2 separate regions of the Homo sapiens genome follow, and region 2 is linked to region 1. A link is an interaction called in ENCODE POLR2A ChIA-PET data of the cell type or tissue named here. Cell type or tissue: PC-3. All regions are shown on one strand. Each heading gives the region's core, and the rest is flanking DNA. Links, peaks and the distances in the headings are about the cores only.

The links. ChIA-PET counts read pairs that join two places held together with the same protein. Peaks named below come from ENCODE experiments on the same cell type or tissue, not always from the same donor. Only the 100,000 strongest peaks of a DNase experiment are listed, where the experiment ranks them.
Region 2: POLR2A ChIA-PET joins it to region 1 with 11 read pairs; 4 of 35 experiments call an interaction of 5 or more read pairs at or near these places.

What each region holds. Positions count from the first base shown.
Region 1 is chr15:62,117,728-62,120,650 of GRCh38, reverse strand. No RefSeq gene overlaps it. Among named protein-coding and RNA genes, the nearest start is that of C2CD4B, 46 kb to the left of the region's middle. In PC-3, for the core only: no CTCF peak of the experiment used is centred there; a DNase peak (open chromatin) is centred at 1,110; H3K4me3 peaks cover 397 bases; H3K27ac peaks cover 1,648 bases.
Region 2 is chr15:62,175,405-62,178,327 of GRCh38, reverse strand. No RefSeq gene overlaps it. Among named protein-coding and RNA genes, the nearest start is that of C2CD4B, 12 kb to the right of the region's middle. In PC-3, for the core only: no CTCF peak of the experiment used is centred there; no DNase peak of the experiment used is centred there.

The DNA of each region.
Region 1 (2,923 bases), core at 168-2,667:
TCTAGTGGAGGATCAGACAATAATTAAGACAAAACTACATGTTACATAAAGTGGTGCTAAGTCTCCCTCCCTTGGGAAGGAGGGAATGAGGGGCCAGAGAGGGGTGTCCCTTGTACACATCACCTTTTGGGGTTCAGAGAATGAAGTCTCTCTTCTTCCTGAAAACTTAGGGTGAGGAATATGTGTTCCCTTCAATGGGCGTGATGCAAGAGGCGGGAATTATGTGGGTGATTTCAGAGCATGCTGCAGTGTTCCTAATCCATCAGTCTGATATTGTGTATCCTGGAGGGCCCATTTCTCAAGCATGGTTGGGCCCCAGAAACCATGCGAGGAGGGAGGGGCAGCTTCGCCTCCCTCTCTGACTGCATATATACCCTTTCACTCTCTCTATCAGTTATAGCAAGATCATGGGGTTCCTTCATTGTCAGAGACAACATTGTGTAGGGCGGCACAGCCATCCGTTTATGGTCAGTGAAATGGCAATGACCCTGGCCCTGTGCTCAGCCAGAGGGACTTCATCTCTGGTGACCAGGCTGGTGACAGCTGGAGGATTCCAGGGAGAGGAGAGAGAAAGATGAGGAGGAGCAAACAGTCTAGATGATGTTGGCACACAGTAAACGGGCATGGGAAGGACTGCTCATGGGGACAGTGACTCTTTTTGGGGGGTGATGTAAACATTCTGAAATTAGAGTTATAGTTGTACAACTTTGTGAATATACTAAAAACCATTGAGTGGTACCCTTTCCAAGGGGGAATTTTGTAGTATGTGAATTATGTCTCAATTAACAAAAACAACTCTAAATTTAGCAGAAAAAAGGAAACGGGGAATTCTTCTTCTGACTTCGGCTCTTAGATTATTTTCATCACACTCCAGCCACCTTAATTATATTATTTATGTTAATCTTATCTTCCATCAAGGGAAAAACACCATAAAATCAAAACCGTGTGACCAATTCTGCCCCAGAGTTTCTGGGAATTTCTGGTTCTACTTTTACTTTAGGCTCTGTCATCTAATCCCAGTGCAGTTAAAAATAAGAGTGATGCAATAACAGGAAGTCAGGACCAATGCCTGTATGCAACAGCATGAATGTGAGTTACCCTGAGAACAACAGGCTTCTGAATCATGGCATGATGAGTAAGTGAAAAGAAGGCAAGTCGGGTTACGGTATTGCTGAAGCTGAGACCTGAATTGAGCTGCCCTAACCTCTGTCTTTTGAAAAGGCATGAGTGGGACTGCAATTAAAAGCAGTAACCCCATATTCTAAACACATGTCGGCAGCACCAGCTTGATAGGAGAGGGAAGGGAAGCACATTGTGTGGAAAGTGAAACTTTAGTTGAGCAGGATGAAAGGGTTTTCCCACTACTTCCTATGACTGCAGTAATAGCTAGAATCCAATGGGAGCCTCACACGGTTTACCTTTGGAATTACTGGGAAATTCAGCAAAGGAATCTCCTGGCTACGTCACTTATAAGATCTAAGGAGAATCACATCCCCTTCCTAACCCTCTGTTTTTTCATGTGTATAGTGAGAATATTAATAGTTCATTCCGGGTAAAGACATTATGAGGATTAAATGAGAGGCTGCATATGCACACTGTCTGGTTCACAGTAAGATGTCCAAATATAGTAGCTCTTCTTGGCTATCAGGCAGCTAGGGGAGGTATTATGTCCTGATTTAACAGAAAAATAGCGGCCGGAAAAAATGTTTCACAGCTTCTTAAGGGAAGAACGGAATTAATCCCTGTTTCATCACTTAGCTAATAGACTGCTTGTCTTAAGGATAATATACAAAAGAGGCACATAAAACCAAAGCACAGTATGGAAGCTCCCAGAGCTGCTCTCTAGGGAGACCTTGTTGCGACCTGTCTCCTGCCTTGTCCGAAAATCACAAGCTGGCTTATGACACACCACCCTGCTCACAAACTGTAGTAGTTCCCCTTTCCTTTCAGGAGAATCCCAGGCTCCCTGATGTAATGGATGAGGCCCTTTGGAGACTGGCTTGACCACTGCTGGCCTCCCCTCCCACTGCTCCTTCCCTTGGTCAGCTCCTGGCCCTCTGCCCAGATGCCCCTGTCCTCTAACCTGTCATTGCCCACTCATCCTCAAAAGTCTATTTCAAAAGCTGCTGCCCCAGAAGCTTCTGCGCGCAGCGAGCCCTGCTCCATGGCTCCTCTGCTTTAACACATCACTGACTCCTTCTTAAGCCCTGAAACCCCTGGGACGGGAGAATTTTGCAGTTAAATAACTTAAAGCCTTATGAGAAACACAGAATTGGAGACTCTGAGGTCACAGATTTACAAAATACCCTTATTTTTACTTTTAAACTTTTTGTGAGTATTAAGTCAGTGTAATCCCTTAGAAATGTTTCAGGGTCTGCCTCCCCTGCAATTTAAATGATAGGCTTGTATAGGCATTTATTTTATGGCTGGTTAGATGTATGCCAAGAGATATTCTGCTTGCTTGTCAATTTTGACTTGAAGCTGGTGACTCTTGTCTGCCACTTGCATCTTGTCCCAAAAACCCACTTAAATGCATGCCTTAATTCTTTGCCTTATGACCAATAGGGAAATGCAGTTATAATGCCAAGGTTTTCTGTTCCTTGTTCTTTCTCTTCTGCAGCATGCACTGTAAATACCTTTACTTGTGTCCTGACATACAGGCTACCAGCTACCATCCTTTTTTCCCCCAGATACCTTTTTTTTTGTTTGTTTTCTAATTAAAGTCATGTGTTGCTTCTTTGGACGATTTCATCAGTCTAGGTGTGTAGTATAGCCTACTATACACCGAGGCTACATATTAATAGTATAGCCTATTGCCTAGGAGCTATGTATATGCACACATACAGTGTATTTACATAAGCCTAGATGGTATAGCCTACTACACACCCAGGCTGTAGGGTATAGCCTATTGCTCCTAGGCTAC
Region 2 (2,923 bases), core at 101-2,600, 58 kb before region 1:
TACACAGAAAAAAAATACATATATATATATATATATATATATACACACACATATATAAAGAGAGCTTGTCTTAGTTTTCTGTTGCTTACAACAAAATACCCGAAACTGGGTAATTTATAAAGAAAAGAATATATTTCTTACAGTTAAGGAGGCTGAGAGAGGTCCAGGGTCGAGGGTCTGCATCTAGTGAGGGCCTTCTTGCTGGTGGGGATTCTCTATAGAGTTCCAAGGTGGCACAGGGTATCACATGGCAAGCTTTCTAAGTGTGCTAGCTCAGATCTCTCTTCCTCTCTTTCCACTCCTGTGATAGCCCATTAATCCACAAATGGATCAATCTATTCGTGTCAGAACCCTCACAATCCAATCACCTCTTAAAGGCCTAACCTCTCAATACTGCCACACTGGGGATAAAATTTCAACATGAGTTTTGGAAGAGACAAAGAATCAAACCATAGCAGAGCTAGAGCGGAAAATCTGCATCGTTTCCCTCTTAAAATGTGTCGGAATTGGCTTTTTAAAATTAGTATATGTGACTTCAAATTTTTAAGCAGATGCAGATTATACTAGAGTATGCATGAACTCTGGTTGTTTGACTATTCTGATAGGGATAGACCCTGAGCTTGTTTTCCACCTTGTACTATTTTAAAAAATACTAAGACAAATAGCTTTGTTTAAAATAGATCATTGTATCTCTTTAGTATTCTAGTTAAAGAAAAAAAACGAGCTGGGCAAAATTTTTTTTTAAATTTTTTTTTTTATTATACTTTAAGTTCTAGGGTACATGTGCACAACGTGCAGGTTTGTTACATATGTATACATGTGCCATGTTGGTTTGCTGGACCCATTAACTCATCATTTACATTAGGTTTTCCTCCTAATGCTATCCCTCCCCCCTCCCCCCACCCCCCCGACAGGCCCCAGTTAACTTAGTATACAGAGAGCACAGTTCAGTATTCCATTTGAATTGAGAACAAGAAAGGAAACACTTTATAATATACATACAAAAGCATTCAAAAAAATAGATATAATTACTCTAGTATACAGAAGTAAGACTCACCAGGAAGGAGGAAATAGGGAAGAGTGAGAGAGAGAGGAAGAGAAAGACAAATCTTTGCTTCTAAAGCTCTAGGGGCAAAGATATAATAATGTCTCTATTAATACTTATTTCTAAGACAAAATAATATTTTAGTTTTTTATCTTTATAAAAATGGGTAGACTGCCAAAATCATTTTGAAATTATTTCCTGAAGTGTGAAAGCACATATATCTCAGGAATCACTGGTTTCTTAAATTTGTGACCAAATAGCTTTGTGGACTGGGAAAAATGGCTTTGTAAGTTATAAAGACAAAAGGCTGGTTTTCAAAGAAAAATATCCATATTTTGCAACTGTTCTGGAGCATTTTTATATGGGCCAGATCATATTAAGACAAAGTGTAGATCATAATATAGCAGTAATTTCTACTTTCCTCATCTGCAGTATTCCACCCCAAACTTGGAACTTTCTTTAATAATGTGATTATTAAAGTGGTATCCAGTGATCAAGACGCAGCTGAGGAATTGAATTTAAATCTTAATTTGATAATAACTATGCTTTATTTCTCAGAGTCCAAAAGATTCAACAGGCTCGTTTTGATGTAGTGTGAACACTTGGTTCTTTGGAAATTCACATGGTGTAGTTTGGGGGCTGGTGTTGCTTCTTTTGGTCCTGCATTTTGTATGCTTACTTGCTTAACACCCTTACATAACACTTACTGCATCCCAGACACAGTCTTTATGGTTTTGTGCTCTGTGTTTTCTCATCTTTAAAATGGAGATAATAATAATAACTATATCATAAGGCTTTAATAATAATAATAATATGAAATTACATAACCTTCCTAAGGTTGTAAGAGCTAGAAAGTGGTGAAGCCAGAATTTCACTCTTAGCCACTGACCTAGGCTGCCTCTCCAGCACACCTGGTTCTACCACCTCAGATTCCTTCCTTAAACTGTGAACTTACCCAGTGATGCCAGGATACCAGAAGGAATGATGGAGCTGAGATGTGGCCTAAACATCCTGTTCAAACCCTTTTTACTAGACAACAGATTACACAGTACTTATTTTCAATGAGTTACCCAGCTGGATTTTGTAAATCTGGAAAACAGTTTAATAAATATTTATTTAAATCTTAATTTAAGTTCTCTTTATGAATAAAATATCTTAATGAGTTAGGGAGTTGAGAATGTTTTAGAGTGGAAAAGAGTTGAGAAGGAAGTAAGAAATGAAGGAAATTTTAAAAAATCATTTTGAGCAATATGAAAGCTTTCCCTTTTTCTCTTGATCTGACAGCAGAATCTAAGATTTAAAGAAAAAGAGTGTACCCAGGTTTAGAGTGATTTGTATGAATTTTAAACCACTTTGTGTTTTTCCAAATAAACATCCCAGGTTGGGGTAACCAGTGATTGCATCTTAATTTTGGACACTGACCAATATTTACAATCAAGAAACAAACCAAAGACAAAACAATATATGCCATTATTGTAAATCACTGGAGCACATCATTCCTTTTTATAAATACCTTCCCAAATCACTCCAGGGAATGGGTCAGAATCCTTCTGTCAAATGCTCAGTTTAACTCAAATCAACATCCAGTGTGTAGATGCCATGGGGCAGTTTCTGTCCAACACCTTAAGACAGCACCCTCTGGGGGTTTTACCAGGAGAAGATGTCAATGGCCTTCTACAACAACACGGTGTTTCTTTAACTTACCCCCAAGTCGACAGATTTCAATTACATGGACTGATATCTACACCTTTTAGGTAGCGTGGGTTTCATTTTGCCTTGCAGTGGTTGGAGTTCATTTGACATGCTCATTTGACAACAAACTGCCCTTTCCAGTGGTTGTCCTACTAAAGCACCAAGTAAAACAGAAAGGTTGGCAGG